Regions from separate parts of the Homo sapiens genome. Here region 2 is linked to region 1. The links are chromatin loops, found by intact Hi-C in ENCODE. Cell type or tissue: endothelial cell of umbilical vein. All regions are shown on one strand. Each heading gives the region's core, and the rest is flanking DNA. Links, peaks and the distances in the headings are about the cores only. Region 1 overlaps MAML3 (mastermind like transcriptional coactivator 3). Region 2 overlaps MAML3 (mastermind like transcriptional coactivator 3).

What was found. Peaks named below come from ENCODE experiments on the same cell type or tissue, not always from the same donor. Only the 100,000 strongest peaks of a DNase experiment are listed, where the experiment ranks them.
Region 2: it touches region 1 in a loop (2.1-fold over the local background); 9 of 110 quality-filtered maps call a loop at or near these places.

What each region holds. Positions count from the first base shown.
Region 1 is chr4:139,909,788-139,918,661 of GRCh38, reverse strand. The region is part of intron 1 of MAML3 (mastermind like transcriptional coactivator 3); the gene reads left to right. Among named protein-coding and RNA genes, the nearest start is that of MAML3-AS1, 210 kb to the left of the region's middle. In endothelial cell of umbilical vein, for the core only: no CTCF peak of the experiment used is centred there; a DNase peak (open chromatin) is centred at 4,851; H3K27ac peaks cover 459 bases.
Region 2 is chr4:139,984,637-139,993,510 of GRCh38, reverse strand. The region is part of intron 1 of MAML3 (mastermind like transcriptional coactivator 3); the gene reads left to right. Among named protein-coding and RNA genes, the nearest start is that of MAML3-AS1, 140 kb to the left of the region's middle. In endothelial cell of umbilical vein, for the core only: no CTCF peak of the experiment used is centred there; a DNase peak (open chromatin) is centred at 3,940; H3K27ac peaks cover 588 bases.

The DNA of each region.
Region 1 (8,874 bases), core at 227-8,226:
CTTGTCTGCAAGGAGCTTACACTCAAATGGGAGAAGACAATACCAAGGAAAAAGGAAGAAACAAAATGATTATAAATTGTGATCAGTGGTGTGAAAAAGACAAAACAGAAGGACACGATAAAGTACAAGTGGGAGGTGCAGCTGACTGAGCCAGGGTGGTCAGAACAGCCTTTCTGGGGAGAGATGTGAGCTGAAATCTGAAGGATGACAATAAGCCCAGCAAGGAGCTGGGATAAGCGTGTTCCACGTGGAGAGAAGCACCGGTGCAGATGCAGAGGAGGGGAAGAGCCCTCGGAGAGGCCAGCGCGGCCACCTGGAGTGTGGTGGTGAAGGGGAGAAGGGTATGAAGGAGCTGGGAGACACCAGACCATCCAGCGCCTCTTAGGCAAGTTTGACTTTCAGAGAAATGGGAGTCTATATAAGGATTTGAGGCAGAAAGACATACTCTGAAGAATGTTTTTCAACAGTGACTCTGGATGCTGGTGGAGAGTAGACTGGAAAGGGTAAGATGGGAAAAACGGCTAGTGGAACAATAGCGCAAGAGTCCAGGCAGGGAGCAGGCAGGGGAGACTCAGAAAAGGTGACAGATGGAAGGTGTGTGTGCTGGCCACACAGACACAGCGTCCGAACATAGGTGTGACCCATTCTGAGAAAACAAAATACATAAAAATCAAAACTTAAAGAGAAAGTCTGATTATTCCCTTTATAAAGGGACTCGCCTCAAGTATCTATTCTGTAAAGTAAAGGAAGATGTCTATGGGTCTTTGACTATAAATTTTAATAAGAGATATAAAACCTTAATAGACGGATCATGGAATTAGAAGGAATCATAGAGGTCATTTTCTCCTACTTTCCACCCAATAAAGAATCCCCTTTGCAAATCCCTGACAGATGAACATGCAGCCTTGGTATGAAAACTTCAAGGGACAGGAAGCTCATTAGCCTCACAAGGCAGCCCTTTCTATTTTGAATCTCTCTAATCGTTTTTTAAAAGTTTCTCCTTATATAGAGGCTGAATTCTTTCTCCCCATTACTTGCATCCATTGATCTTAGTTCCATGTTCTGGAGCTACATAGATCAAATCTAATTCTCTTCCTACATAGCAAACCATTACCTTTTCAAGAGGAGCTGTGGCATTCCCCCTCCTCAACTCTCCTCTTTCTCTAGCAAAATATCCTCAGCTTCCTCGCCTCCTTTTCACTTGACATGGTTTCTGGGGCCTTCTTTCCCCTGGTACTACCCTCTTGCTGCCCTGCCACCTGATGAGAGTGATCATTTCAGAATGGAAGCCAACCTTATTGGATGGCATCAGTTCAGAGCATAACTATGTCTCCCTGGACTCAGAGAACATACATACATTTAATGCAACCTAGAATTTCAAGAGCACACGGCTTCAAACTTCAAGGAAAACAAAACTGCTTATGAGACAGGTTTTCCTGCCTTAAATGCAAGACTTTACAGCTAGGCCCAGCAAATCTTGCTACTGCTAACCTACAGGAGAGTGGTTCTTGAACTTTTGGAGAGTCATGGGCCGCACTGAGAATCTGAGAAAAGCTTTGGACCTTCTTTCCTGAAAAAGACACATACCCACAAAATTCTGCATACAGTTTTCTAGCATTCTCAGAACTCTGGAAATCCATTTTTATGTAAACCTCCAGTTTAAAAATTCAGCATTATCAATGTCACAGAACCCTTGTTCTGTCATCTAAGAAATGTATATCTGCATTATCTCTATATTTTATTATGGTATTGTACGGGAGGTTAAAGAACGCCCACTTGAAAATCCCTGCAAGTCACTATAAAATTGTTAATGGGAGAGGAAAGTTACAAAAAGTCTTCAAGTACCATTGGTGGATACATTTGCTTATGTACCTTATTTAACCCCTACAACCCTTTTCTGAACTAGGCAATATTAGCCTTATCTTATGAATAAGAGGAAACGTAAAGCTATTAATAAAGAAAAATAGAAAGACCTGGGTGAAGGCAGTGGCTGCCGAGTGCAAATTTTTACAACTCTTGCAATAGAACCATGGTTGGTGGCCCTCTCGACTTTTAAGTGCTGAGGCCATGGCCACCTGGAGCACAGCATACATGCTTACGAGCAGGATTGGTTTCCTGGGAAATGTGTCCTTATATCGGCGCTTCAGTAGTGATATCCCTGGAAAGTGGTCACCAGTAGGATTAGCCATTACCATGACCCCACACAGGTGGCCTGCTGTCACCAACACCATTCTCTTCAGGATCAGGCTGGCATTGGGTTAGTGGCCAATGTATAGTTATAACTCAGTAACTCAGTAGCAGAAATGTTCTGAGAACGGCTGAAAGAACAACAGCCCTCATAGGAGATCCAGTTTCAGAGAGTAACTTCTTATATGCCAGCCAATCATGGAGGGGAGAAAGCAGTTCTGAGGATGCCTTCCTTTTTTTCCTATCTCAGGAGCCAGGCTGTGGAATAGTTTGGAAATGAGAAACACATTTTATTCACAAGTGGTGAGGCTTGTAACAGAGAAGCACAGGCTTTGGAATTCAAATCTCACACTAGCTGTGTGACCTTGGGCAATTTGTTTAATCTCCCTGAGCCCCAGTTTCCTCATTTGTGTAAATGATGTTTATTAACCTACCTTGCGTGGTTGATGTGGGAATTAAGAGAAAAGATCTTGAATTTGCCTGGTATTTAATGGATGCACACACAAGAAAAGCTTGCTGTTTGCTGATAACGTTGAGGAGTGCATAAATGGTTGGGGCCAGTCTGAGTAGCAGTAAATTTGGTTCGTCTGTGTTAGCAGGGTTACTCTGGCTTGGACCCGGATTCCAGAGTGATTCCGGAGGAATTCCTGTCCCCATCCCTACCCCTCATCACCCCAAAATTTTGCTTAAGATAACGAGGAGGTCAGGGCATGTTCACTGTGAACCCCCACTCCATATAAGGTGCCATGTTATAGTGGGTTCAGAGGATCCCCGCCCCCCCGCCAATGCTGCTTAGCCACCAGACTTACAAGGGATACTGGATGCTTTCGTACCTTGGATTCATACACACAGGTTTCTGAGATGAAGCAGTGTGGTAACTTAGCCATTAGTAGATCTCAATCGTAGCCTACACGGACATTTCTGAGAGAATCCTTGGTTAAACAGTACTAAGAGCAGAACTAAATACTGGTTAGGGCAAGTTCTGCCCATGAGGTTCTATGAGGCTCTGTCTGAACGTTAGGTTTAAACATAGAGATGGGGCCAGCTAACCTCATCATTCTGAGTCGTTAGATAGAGACTAGACTTGGTCATCTCCCTTTGCTAATAAGGAAACTGACATAATTAACTGAAGGAAATTAACTTGGATAATTTTGCAGCATGAATCTGCTTCCAAAGAGGAGTTGGTTTTTTTCTCTTCCTGTGAGCTGTTAATTCAAGAGGCTGTGTTAACCTGCTGCTGTTGCCAACTGACAAATGTAGTATTTTCCTGATCAGCCTCTCAAGCCTTTTTCCTTGCTCCTCCAACAACAGAGAGCAGTAATAAACTATCCAGAATATTTTGCAACATGGGAGTCATTTGCATGTCTTTGTAATATGGGAGTTGAATGCCTATTTTCAGTAAATATAAGCCTCCCGGTTGACTTAAGGTAATTGAATGATTTTAGATTCATTGTATATGCCCTTTCTCCTTAGCCACTGGTTTTAAGCAGGCATAAAATCACATCAGAGAAAAAAAAACCTGACTTTTGATATTCAAGTTGGCTCATCTGAATTAAAACCAAAACATGTGGAAATTGGGTTATCCACTCCAGACTTGGCTCCCTTTGTCTGTGAAACCTCAAAGTCTCCAGTGGAGCTGAAGGTAACGTCTTTCTTCAGGTGACACTCTGGGGCAATTCTGGGGAAAAAGACAAGGAGGGAAAGATGTGTTTAACTTTATTCCAGTTGGTTTCATCTTCCTTTTTAATTGATTTTTGTCCTCTCCATCATTTTCTCTCCCAATTAACGTTGAATTTCTCTCATTTAGTTCTAGCTGTTTGTTGTGGTCGGGTTTGGTACATCTGGGTTAGGCATGTTGCTGTGTTCTTTTCTTTCCTTGCCATTAGTTTAAAGGAGGTCTAAGCTCACAGTCTAGCTCTATTTCTGGAGAGACCTGCCACCTTTACAGGATTTACTGTGGTCATTTTCTTTTTTTTTCCTCCCCACAATATGGCGCTTTGTGAATTAAAATCAAGGTTCCTGGGGGCTGGAGGTAGGAATAGGGCAGGAGAAGCCTAGCCACATTATAATCAATAATAATAATAACTGTCTCCCTCTGTTGTGAGCTCTACCAGGCAGACTGTGTCTTATTCATCCCTAGCTTCTTACATAGGTCCTAGTGTATAAATGATGCTCGATGAGTGCCTGTTGAATGAATGAACTAATTTTTGCCGAGCCCTTTATAATGTATAAAGATGCTTCACATAGCAACGTGGGGTGATTGTTTTTAAGACCTTCACAAAACCATTTCCTCCCTCATTTCATTATGATTGTGAAATTGCTTTGGAATTTTGGAACTGTGATACTTTTACTGTATGCCTTTCATAAAAAGCCAAAGTCTAAATGCTTTTAAAAATATATATACGAGGAGCTGTGGAAGGAAGGGAGGAGGGAAACAATTTGTTACTGGATACTTTCTTGTAAAAAAAAAATTTTAATGTAGTTATCACTGGATGTTTTTTCTTTACAATTGCAGTTCACAACTCTTTTCCTCCTCTTTTACTAGGATGAAGGTGAATTTTAACAAAAGCAAGAAATATTTTAAAGGCAGAGAGCAAGTGGGCAGCCAGGGAAAGCTTTGTGTTTGTTTTTATGACTTGTGTTTTGACTTGGCAGATGTTCAAGGTTATTCTGCCTAACCAAATAATCCACACTGCTTCCATATCAGCAATAGCTGAGCTACCCTTCCAAGGGGCGCCCGCCGTAGTCTTCTGTTAAGATGTTATGCGGGACCTAAACCCTTGTCTTGCACTGAAATCAGTGCAGCGCTGACACCCCCACAGCCCCTTGGTTCTTTTGCTCTCACAGCCATTGAACGTCTGCTTCTGAGAGAGTCACCCAGGAGTACATAACCGACAGCTTTTTCTTAGATGGCTTCATCTGTTCGCACTCATCACCAGACCATTAATGCTGACTTTTCCCCCATGAAACTCAAGTGTAAAAGTAGGAAAATAATTGGATTTTTTATCCAAAAATCATTGGCACTTAGGACAAAGACCAAAGTCAGAAAAAGGAAAAAGCAGACAGATTTAGAAATTTTAAAAATTAGATATGTCTTTGACTTTTACAGGTGAAGTAAGAGCCATACTTAGGATTATAATCCATAAAAAAAAATTAGGGGACAAATTAGGTGAAATAAAATCCAGAACTTCCAGATGATGACAGCACTAAGGCATTACTTGTACACATCTACTCCACATATTTCTGCCCCAGGATACTGAGATTTTTTTTCTCCCCTCTTGGTTCTTAGAAGCATACAATTTAGTGTGTTCATATGCATGCCTCATTTATGCCTGGAAAAGACAGAAAGAAAACCCTTTAGTAAGGACTGTGATTCAAAATATGTATTACATTGACTTATTACCTACATTATCACTGTGTGTCAGGAAGCATATTGCTCACAGGTGGGATGCACAGTAATTTGGAAATACTCATTTTGGCCTTGGCATAGGATGACCTTGTCCTACTGCAGATTCATGCCCTGTGGCTATATTAGTTCCTAGGGCTGCCATAACAAATACCACAGACTAGGTGGCTTAATACACTAGAAATGGATTGTCTCACAGTCCTGGATGCTCGAAGGTAAAAATCAAGGTGTCAGCAGGGTGAGCAGGGCCGTGCTTCCTCTGAGACTCTGCAGAGAATCCTTCCTTAACTCTTCTTGGTTTCCAGAAGTTTGTCAGCAGTCTTTGGCATTCCTTAGCTTGCAGCTGCGTAACTCCAGTCTCTGCCTCCGCCGTCAAACGGCACTCTCCCTGTATGTCTTCGTGTTTTCACATGGCTGTCGTCTTATAAGATGATACCAGCTGTGTTGGGTTTTGCCTGTTCTACTCCAGTATGACCTCATCTTAATGAATTTCATCTGCAAAGATCCTATTTCCAAATGAAGTCACATTCTGAGGTACTGAAGTTTAGGACTTCAATATATCATTTTGCTGGGGAGGACGCAATTTAACCCACAACAGTGCCTAGACTTCTGCTTCAGAGCTCAGAATGTTACCTGTTTTCCTGTAACGGACTAGCTGTACGAAACCTTCATTTACTTCTCTCCTCAACCTTTATTTTTTCCTCCTTAGCAGTGTTCTTCCTTGGAGATGATAACCTTGTGTCAAGGTCATTGAGAAAAGAAAGACTATTAGAGCCAAACTTCTTTGTCTCCACCTCTCCCCATTCCATCTCAACAAATCTCTCCCCCACATTTGTTTTTTAATCACTCTTCTGATGGCATTGATATGCCCTTCCTCATTGTCTCAAAAACAAGCACCTCTATGGGAATGTAAAATGATGCAGCCACTATGGAAAACAGTATGTCAGTTTCTCAAAAAAAATTAAAAACAGAATTACCATAAGATCCAATATTCTGCTTCTGGATATTTAGCCACCAGAACTGAAACAGGGTCTACAAGAGATATTTGTATACCCACATGCATTACTAGCATTATTCACAATAGCCAAAATGTGGAGGCAATGAATGAATGGATAAACCAAGTGTGGTATGTACATATGTTTTAGTCTTTCCAGGCTGCTGTAACAGAATACCAAATACTACATGGCTTATAAATAACAGAAACTTATTTCTTACAGTTCTGGGGGCTGGGAAATCCAAGATCAAGGTGCCAGCACATTCTTGTCTGGAGAGGGCCTGCTTCCTGGATCATAGACAACTGTCTTCTTCCGATGTCTTCACATGATGGAAAGAGTGAGGGGGATCTCTGGGGCCTCTTATAAGGGCACTACCTTTCATGAAGGATCCACTGCCATGACTTAATCACCTTCCAAAGGCTGCACCTCCTACCTAATATTAATACCCTCACCTTGGGGGTTAGGATTTCAACATGTGAATTTCAGCAAGGAGACAACCATTTAGACCATAGCAATATACCATGAAATATTTTTCCGCCTTAAAAAGGAAATTCTGGGCTGGGCGCAGTGGCTCACGCCTGTAATTCCAGCACTTTGGGAGACCGAAGTGGGCAGATTGCCTGAGCTCAGGAGTTCACAACCAGCCTGGGCAACACAGTGAAATCCTGTCTCTACTAAAATACAAAAAATTAGCTGGGTGTGGTGGTGTGCGCCTGTAGTCCCAGCCACTCAGGAGGCTGAGGCAGGAGAATTGCTTGAACCTGGGAGGCGGAGGTTGCAATGAGCTGAGATTACGCCACTGCACTGCAGCCTGGGCAACAGAGCAAGACTCCATCGCAAAAAAAAAAAAGGAAATTCTGACATGCTGCAATGCAGGCAAAACTTGAGGACATGATGCTAAATGAAATATTCCAGTCATTAAGAGATAAATATCGTATGATTCCACTTATGTGAGGTACGTAGAGTAGTTAAATTCATAGAGACAGAAAGTAGAGTGGTGGTTGCCAGAGTCCGGGGAATGGAGAGGATGAGGAGTTGTTTCATGAACACAGAGTTTCAGTATTGCAAGATGAAGATTTCTGGAGGTGGATGGTGGAGAGATGGTTGTACAACAGTGTGAATGTACTTAATGCCACCGAACTGTACACTTAGAAATGGCTAAGATGGTAAATTTTCTTTTACTAATATTTTAACCACAATTATATATATCTGTATGCCTGTATTATACTTCTCGGACTTTCCAACACACATTTTCACTTGTCCTTCCTTCCTTAGTGTCAATAGGTCCTGCTTCCTGACTTCCCTTCTCCTTCACACCCACTCAGAACTTACTTCTCCTGAAAAAGCCTTTAACTTCACCTCATGACATACAACCTATGATGCCTTTTTTCCTTCTTGCAACAAGATTTCTTATATAGAAGAGTCACACCTAATATCTCCATTCTTGTTCCTAATATCTCCATTTGCCTCAGTTCCCTGACCAAAAACTGGCATTCATTTACAGTACTATTCTACAACTGTGCTGTCCAATATAATAGCCACTAGTTGCATGTAGCTACTTTGAATTTATTTAAAAATAAATACCTCAGTATTTAAATAAATTTGAATTTAATTTAAAAGCCAGTACCTCAGTAGCACTAGCCACATATCAAGTATTCAGTAGCCACATGCAGCTAGTGACTGAAGTATCGCACAGTGCATCCTCTCAGCAATGTTGGACAAACAACACAGTTCTTGTGCAAGGATTCTACTCATCACAGTCATCTGGAGGGTTTATTAAACCACAGTGTGCTGGGCCCCACCCTCAGAGTTTCTGATTCAGAAAGCCTGGGGACTGGCCGATAATTTGGATTTCTAACAAGTTCCCAGGTGATGTTGAGGCTGCTGAGTGTCATAGAGGAACCCTCGCTCAGATTCTCAGTGAATTACTTGGTTACTAACCTAGTGGTCTCTTAGTTCTCATTTCAGAGCTGCAACTGACACTACAAATTTGACCACAAATTATTCTTCTTTGTTTTGTCCTACTTTCTTGATGATGTTTTATGTTGATCTCTCACCAATACTGTTTTTTTTTATCTCTTTGCTGACTCCTCTCATTTAATTAACAGGACTCATTTCCAACTATGCATTTACTTTCTTAGGGAACTTCTGTGCTTATATATTGTTCAGGCAGACTCATGTGTATGGCTGGATGCCTCATTTCTACGGCCTTATCTTTTTTTTTTTTTTTTTTTTTTGAGACGGCATCGCACTCTGTGGCCCAGGCTGGAATGCAGTGGGGTGATC
Region 2 (8,874 bases), core at 337-8,336, 75 kb before region 1:
ATTAAGAAAAGGAAAAGATAAGAAAAAGAAAAGAAAAGAAAAGAACCATACTGGGAGAAAAATGTTTGCAAATTATATATCTGATAAAGGACTTTTATCCAGAATGTATCTATGTAATATATGTGTGTATATATGTATGTCTATTTTTTTTTTTTTTTTGAGATGGAGTCTCACTCTGTCACCCAGACTGGAGTACAGTGGTGCCATCTCAGCTCACTGCAACCTCCACCTCTTGGGTTCAAGCGATTCTCCTGCCTCAGCCTCCCGAGCAGCTGAGATTACAGGGGTGTGCCACCATGCCTGGTTAATTTTTGTATTTTTACTAGAGATGGGGTTTCATCCTGTTGGCCAGGCTGATCTCCAACTCCTGACTTCAAGAGATCTGCCCGCCTCAGCCTCCCAAAGTGCTGGGATTACAGGCATAAGCCACTGTGCCTGGCCCTGTATGTCTATATTTTAAACACTCTTGCAGCCAAATATTAGAATATAAACAATTCAATTAGAAATGAGCAAAAGATTTAAATAGACATTTCACCAAAACAGATAAACATGAAGTATGTGCTCAATATTACTAGTTACGGGAATGTGAATTAAAATCCAAGGAGACACAATTTCACACCACTGGAATGGCTGTATTTAAAAAGACACAAAATAGGCTCGGTGCGGTGGCTCACGCCTGTAATCCTAGCAGGTTGGGAGGCCGAGGTGGGGAGATCACAAGGTCAAGAGATCAAGACCATCCTGGCCAACATGGTGAAACCCCGTCTCTACTAAAAATACAAAAAATTAGCTGGGCATGGTGGTGCATGCCTGTAGTCCTAGCTACTCAGGAGGCTGAGGCAGAAGGATCACTTGAACCCGAGAGGCTGAGGCAGAAGGATCACTTGAACCCAGGAGGCAGAGGTTGCAGTGAGCTGAGATCGCACCACTGCACTCCGGCAACAGAGTGAGACTCCATCTCAAAAAAACAAAAACAAAACAAAAAAAGACACACAATAACAAGTATTGGTAAAAGTGTGGAATCTGAAATTCTCATATATTACTGTTGGGAGTGTAAAATGGCACAGCCGTTTTGGGAAAAAAAAGTGACAACGTCTTTAAACTCTAAGGAAAACTTAACCGTGTGGATCAGCCATGCTACTCTAAGGCCATGACACTCTAAGGAATCTATCCAGGAGAAATGAAAATATAGCCACACAGAAACATACACAAATGTTCATAACAGAATCATTCTTAGCTAAAAACTGGAAACAAGCCAAGTTGTCCATCAACTAGTAAATAAAATATGATACAGCCATATGATGGAGTACTTCACAGCAGTTATAAGGAACTCAATGCCTGCTACAAGATGGATACCCCCCAAAATTATGCTAGTTAAAAGAATCCAGATACAAAAAACTACATTTATATGATTCCAATTGTGTGAAATGTCTAGAAAAGGCCGATTTGTGGAGACACAAAGTTGATCTGGGGCTGCTTTGTATTGGTTGTGGGAGTGGAAATTGACCCTAACAGGCATGATGAGACATTTTTGAAGTGATGGAAGTGTCCTCAAACTGGATTGTGGTGATGATTGCAAAGCTCTCAAATGTATTGAATTGTACACTTGAAATTTTTTTTTTAATTATATACTTAAAATAGATGGTTTGTTGTTGTTGTTTTTCTGAGACAGGATCTTGCTCTGTCACCCAGGCTGAAGTACGGTGGCATGATCATGGCTCACTCCAGCCTTGACCTCCTGGGCTCAATGATCCCCCTGCTTCAGCCTCCCAAAGCTCTGAGATTATAGGTGTGAGCCACTGCATCTGACCTGGTGGACTTTATATGTAAATTTTACCTCAGTAAAACAATTTTTTTCAAAAGAAAATCTATTGGCACAGAAGTAACTTTTTAACCTTCAATAATAATATTTTCAAGAACAAGATTTATGTTGGAAATATGTATTAAATGATATTAGTATTACCATTTAAAGTTAGTAAATACTATTCTTATTCAACATCTTTTCAGCACATGTTGATTCATGATTATTAGAAATAGTTTGGTGACCTAGGTTTTCTTGTAGGGTTTTTATGGTTTTAGGTCTAATGTTTAAGTCTTTAATCCATCTTGAATTAATTTTTGTATAAGGTGTAAGGAAGGGATCCAGTTTCAGCTTTCTACATATGGCTAGCCTGTTTTCCCAGCACCGTTTATTAAATAGGGAATCCTTTCCCCATTGCTTGTTTTTCTCAGGTTTGTCAAAGATCAGATAGTTGTAGATACGCGACTTTATTTCTGAGGGCTCTGTTCTGTTCCACTGATCTATATCTCTGTTTTGGTACCAGTACCATGCTGTTTTGGTTACTGTAGCCTTGTAGTATAGTTTGAAGTCAGGTAGCGTGATACCTCCAGCTTTGTTCTTTTGGCTTAGGATTGACTTGGAGATGCGGGCTCTCTTTTGGTTCTATATGAACTTTAAAGTAGTTTTTTCCAATTCTGTGAAGAAAGTCATTGGTAGCTTGATGGGGATGGCATTGAATCTGTAAATTACCTTGGGCAGTATGACCATTTTCGTGTTATTGATTCCTCCTACCCATGAGCATGGAATGTTCTTCCATTTCTTCGTATCCTCTTTTATTTCATTGAACAGTGGTATGTAGTTCTCCTTGAAGAGGTCCTTCACGTCCCTTGTAAGTTGGATTCCTAGGTATTTTATTCTCTTTGAAGCAATTGTGACTGGGAGTTCACTCATAATTTGGCTCTCTGTTTGTCTGTTATTGGTGTATAAGAATGCTTGTGATTTTTGTACATTGATTTTGTATCCTGAGACTTTGCTGAAGTTGCTTATCAGCTTAAGGAGATTTTGGGCTGAGACGATGGGGTTTTCTAGATATACAATCATGTCATCTGCAAACAGAGACAATTTGACTTCCTCTTTTCCTAATTGAATACCTTTTATTTCCTTCTCCTGCCTAATTGCCCTGGCCAGAACTTCCAACACTATGTTGAATAGGAGTGGTGAGAGAGGGCATCCCTGTCTTGTGCCAGTTTTCAAAGGGAATGCTTCCAGTTTTTGCCCATTCAGTATGATATTGGCTGTGGGTTTGTCATAGATAGCTCTTATTATTTTGAGATACGTCCCATCAATACCTAATTTATTGAGAGTTTTTAGCATGAAGAGTTGTTGAATTTTGTCAAAGGCCTTTTCTGCATCTATTGAGATAATCATGTGGTTTTTGTCTTTGGTTCTGTTTATATGCTGAATTACATTTATTGATTTGCGTATATTGAACCAGCCTTGCATCCCAGGAATGAAGCCCACTTCATTTTCTTACATGTTATTTTAAGCCTCTCAAGTAAATGTAAAGATTTCTCTATAGTGAGGTTGTCTGTATGACTCTATAGAGGTTGTAGTCAGCAATACTTCAGACTCTGAAAAATGTGAAAAGTGAAAAAAATCAAGATTACTTTGTCAAAACAAAACAATTAATTTCTTCTGATTCCATCCTATTTCTTTTCTTACAGTCCTGATTTTTTTCTTTTACCTGACAATATACTTTAAAGATACTTAATATTTAAAATATTTAAATTATTCTGGAAGTGATGGAAGTGAATCTCTCTCTCTCTCTTTCTCTCTCTCTCTCTCTCTGTGTGTGTGTGTGTGTGTGTGTGTGTGTGTGTTTGTTTGTGTGTGGTGGGGTGCAGGGGTCAGCAGTGGTACCAAGGGCAGAGACTGGATGAATAAAATTGTTAAATTACTGGCTACGGCATGAATATATTCACGTGTTCCCTGCTGCTATCCAATCCTTTAAAGGCCTTGGCTTTCAGTGAAGAAGGGTAGCCTGACAAAAACACCTGGGTAGGAAGACAAACAGGAGGAGGCTTTTCACCAATGGCTTGGTGTTGCATGTGGGATAGGAAGCAGGCAGCATTTCTGGGCTTCACTGTGATTCCTGTGGGCTCCATGACTCATGGACCGTGAGTCATAGCATCCCACACTGAAGATGGCTGAGCTGAAAGGTTAGACACATTCAGTGGCAAGTTCAACAAAAACTTTGTCCAGATTTGCATGATACGGGTAATAGGGAGGAAGATCAGGCAGAAGGCAGCAGAAGCCGTCGGGCGTGTTTCATCCTTAGATGCTGCCGCAGGGGAGGCCGATGGTTCTGATTTTCCTGGCCGCCTCTCTGGGCAAGTGCTCCAGAGACCTCATTATTTCATTAATTCTTACAGTGCCCTTGTAGCATAAGTAAGGTGGCACCTATTATTAGCAACACTTTTGTTAATGGGACATGAATGAGTCCATTCAGAGTGGTATTTTATTGGCGGACAATGCCTTTGGTAGTTCTGGAAGCTTTGTATCCTTGGCCAAGATTCCTGCTTCTGTCCCGTCCAGAGCCCTGTCTCTGGAGTGTGCTCTCGATGGACAGAGTTTATAAATCGTCGAGAAGGGGCAGTTCTGCCAACTGAGGCGACTTGCAATTTAGTAAGTCTGTAGCCAGCAGCTGCCTCTGCGAGGAATCAAGAGAAGAAGCAGGTTCAACAGTGAGCAGTCACTTCCATCAATGATGCTGAGCAGGGGTAGAGCAGGGTGATTCCTTCAGGAATGTGTGGTATTTGAAAGTGATTGCCCCCTGTTTAACAGGGGTAAGTAAGATAAGGACACGTCCTTCTCACTTCCTCAGCCAGTGATCTTGCTTGTTAATTGGGAGTTGCTTGTTAGTCCAGAGTGTTTAACCTCAATTTTATTGAGATGAAGTTTACATACAACAAATGCACCAATTTTAAGTACACAGTTTGAGTTCTGACAAATGCATACACCCTTATAACCACCACCCCAGTCAAGATGCAAATATTTCTACTCTCTTAAATGCCCTCTTTTGCCCCTTCCTGTCCCTGTTGTATATAAGTTTACGATGGGACAACTAAAGAACTGAAGTGATCTGTAAATGGCAGTTGGATGGCACCGTTTAATGAACTTAGACTTTTCTGTGCTCTCCAGCTCATGAAACGGGAATTTTTGCTTGTCTGGAAAAACTGTTAAAACCCAGCAAAAAATACACCTCAAGGATTAAGTGTGGGACAACTCTTCTAAGGCGTTTCCCCCATTTCAATTAGTTCCCATTATTGTTAAGCCTAAAAGTCCTTCAAAGTAGTAATGGTGGGACAGTTCACTGTTTCTTTTTTTTTTTTTTTTTTTTTTTTGAGACGGAGTCTCACTCTGTCGCCCAGGCTGGAGTGCAGTGGCGCGATCCTGGCTCACTGCAGCCCCTGCCTCCCAGGATTCAGTGTTTCTTCTGCCTCAGCCTCCCGAGTAGCTGGGATTACAGTCACACACCACCAGGCCCGGCTAATTTTTGTATTTTTAGTAGAGATGGGGTTTCGCCATGTTGGCCAGGCTGGTCTTGAACTCCTGACCTCAGGTGATCCGCCCGCCTCGGCCTACTAAAGTGCTAGGATTATACTGTTTCTTGTTTCTTCTTTCTTCCTTTTTTTTTTTTTTTTTTTTTTGAGACGGAGTTTTGCTGTGTTGCCAGGCTGGAGTGCAGTGGCATGATCTCAGCTCACTGCAGCCTCCACCTCCTGAGTTCAAGCGATTCTCCTGCCTCAGCCTCCCAAGTAGCTGGGATTACAGGTGCCCGCCACCATGCCTGGCTAATTTTTTTGTATTTTTAGTACAGACAAGGTTTCATCATGTTGGCTAGGCTGGTCTCGAACTCCTGACCTCAGGTGATCCACCTGCCTCGGCCTTCCAAAGTGCTGGGATTACAGGTGTGAGCCACGGGGCCCAGCCACAGTCCACTGTTTCATGAAAGACTTGTGCTGAACAAAGTGGCCAGGCGGGAAGGTGCACCAGACTCCACGTACTGACAGCTCTGTGATTCATGCCGAGAACTCCCACACAGTATCATCTTCTAAATGGAGATGACCGCAGGGAGAACAAAGATGCCACACCCCAAGAAGAGAAGGAACAGGTTTATATTTTGACATGCTAGAAACACAGAGAGGCTGATTTTTCTTTTTCAACTTCTCATGGACACCATAAAGAACGGCATAAGATAGAGGCATTCTGAACATTCAGTGATGACGCACGGCGTTCCCACCACAGAACAAAAAGATGAGAAGTGACATCATAACAACCCAATGCTATGGTGACCAGCAGTATTCAGAAACAATCGACATCTGTTTTTCTGCCTTACCATGGCCTCTGCCCAGTCATTTTCTTTGAGGCTGTTTGCTTTCAAAAAACTGCTGACCAGGAGACGTCGTATGATGCCAAAATATTTATAAACTGTCCTCCCTCTGGGAGTGAGGGAGAGGGATACTATTGCTTGTTTTAAAATAAACCTTAATGTAGGGCAGGTGAGTGGCTAATTTATCCATTTATCTTTTTAACACGAAGAAAAAGCAGCCTGCTTTTCTGCCTGGTCTACAGTGGGAACAGTGGCTAGCTCACAGATCGTTTCTCACACAGCCCAAACCTTTTCTAAGTGGCAGGTCGGCAGCCCTCAGGTTGATAGTGCAGAAGTGCTAAGTGCATTTGATTGGTATCATTACTGGTCTCTAGTAATTGATTACTGTCCATGGTGAAATATTCAGGGCAAGCACACAGCCAATAGCAATCACTTAATCCATCATGGCTGTTTGTTCCTCATCTCCTGAGACCTATCAGCCACATGCTATCCAACCCCACCAGGCAAATTGCCGATGGCTGCTTTGTGTGTACAATTTACTGTGTATTTACTGTGTTTCCTGCGTTAACCAGAGCCACTGGCTTTAGTGAACAGGGGAAGGCAAGGGAGGCTCTTGCTTTCCAATGTCAAGTTTGCTCTCCGGTTCACCTCTTTGGCCTCTATTTTTGTAGAGATTCATGATTCATTGGCATTGGTTTTCATTGCTTAAAAAAAAAAAAAGTAAGTCGAACAGTGTAGTGGTTATATTAGGAATATTAATTGTAAGACTTGAGATAGGTTGATTGGAATAAGATCCTGGAGAGTTGTTTGTAATGCTGATTTTTTAGAAACAAGAAGTGGGAGAATAATGAATAACAACCAGAACTAATCAGTTTTGTGTGTGTTTAATCCAGTGATAATGACTAAAAGTAGTTCTGTAGTTCTGTTAAATAAAAAGAAGCAGAAATTCAGTGGCTACACCATTTTCTCGGCTTTCTTCCAAAATGCTTTATCCTTGGATCTTGGCAAATATGCCTGTCCCTGATGTTTGCTAAGGAACTGTGATACTCAGCCCAAGCAAGAACATAATAGGAGGAGGAGGAGGACAGCTGAAAGAAGAAGAATAAACAAATGACTACTACGTGTGACAGCACTCTGATGACAAGGGATGACCCTGTCCACAACGAAACTCGGAAAAAACCCGTTTGTATTTATCAGTCCATAGGAAACAATGAGAGCCATGGGAGGCAGAAAGCACATGCTGGTCTGCTCTTCTGCTTATCCTGACCCTGCTTTCCATAGAGCTGGAAGAAACATAATGAGGGCTAGATATCTGCAAAAGAGGATGCTCCTAGTGAACTTGGGAAGCCAGCAGGAGTGAAGTTGAGAAGAGAATGACGAGGCATGGCCTCAGAGACAGCAAAGAGATCTGGTCTGTTTCCATAGCCACTCTTGAAGAGATTGCATTCCAAAATTTATTTAATGAAATTGCTATTAGGGTCTCATTGGAGATCTTTGTTTCCTCTTCTGGTGTGGTTTGCTTAAACTCTCCCTGGTGTCTGTAGCACATGGTAGAATTCTAGCTAATTCCCCACAGGCTAGGGCAAATATGGCCATGTGTGTGGTGCCTCTGAAGGAGCCTTTCCATGGGCACCTCCCTTCACAGGGCAATCCCTAAACAGCACAGAATCTTAATCTTTGTTAAGATTAATCCCTAAATAAGGAATCTATGCATTCCTTATTTGGGGCTACTTAGCTAAATGACATAAACAGCTGGTTTAAGTGATTCACAAGTTAGTTGGGCAAGTTTCACTGTTGCTTACAATCTATTTTAGCTCAAGGAAATAAATTTGCACACCTAAAGGCACTGACCTTTTGTTGTATACAGTGAGACTTCAGTTGTTGCATAGATTATTGTAATAATCCTTCTGCTTATTGGCCAACATGTGATGTACTTTATGATTTGAAGCTCTTTAAGATTTGAGCATTCCTCCTCCAGAACTCTGCTCCATGGTCATGATCAGGTTTTCCTTCTGTGTCTGGGGTTATGTTCCTACGCTCACTCTTGAGTCATTGGCATTGAAAACTAAAATAGTTGCCTGTAAGAAAGATCAACTTTATTACTTCTAGACTTGGCTTGTGCTGTGCTAATACCTGTCACCTTTTAGGAAAGTTTTAAAACTCTGTCAGCTTGGCCTGTTTTTAAAACTTTCAGAGATAGTCTTTGAGGATGTCTTACTATGCTAAAGAAAAGCTAACTTTTGTGTATAGGAAAATATAATCTAGTGGTGTTTCCATGTCATAATGAATGTCCTCTAATCAAAAACTGCCAGAATCTATATTTGCCATATTAAATTGCAGAAAGCTGCAACAGCTGTCTTGTTCTGTGTTTGCTGTTCCATTTATACCATCTGTGATGGTTAGTCTTATGTGTCAACTTGATGGAGCTATACTGCTCAGTTACTTATCAAACACTAACCTAGCTGTTGCTGTGAAGGTATTTTGTAATGTGGTTAACATCACTAGCCAGTTCACTTGAAATAAAGGAGATTACCCAGGGATATCTGGGTGGGTCTGATCCAATCAGCTGAAGGCCTCAAGAGCAAAAACTAAAGAAAGTCTGTCTCAAGACTGAAGCATAAAATCCTGCCTGAGTTTTCAGCATGCTGGCCTGCCCTACAAATTTCAGACTTGCCAGCCCCCACAGTCGCATGAGCCAATT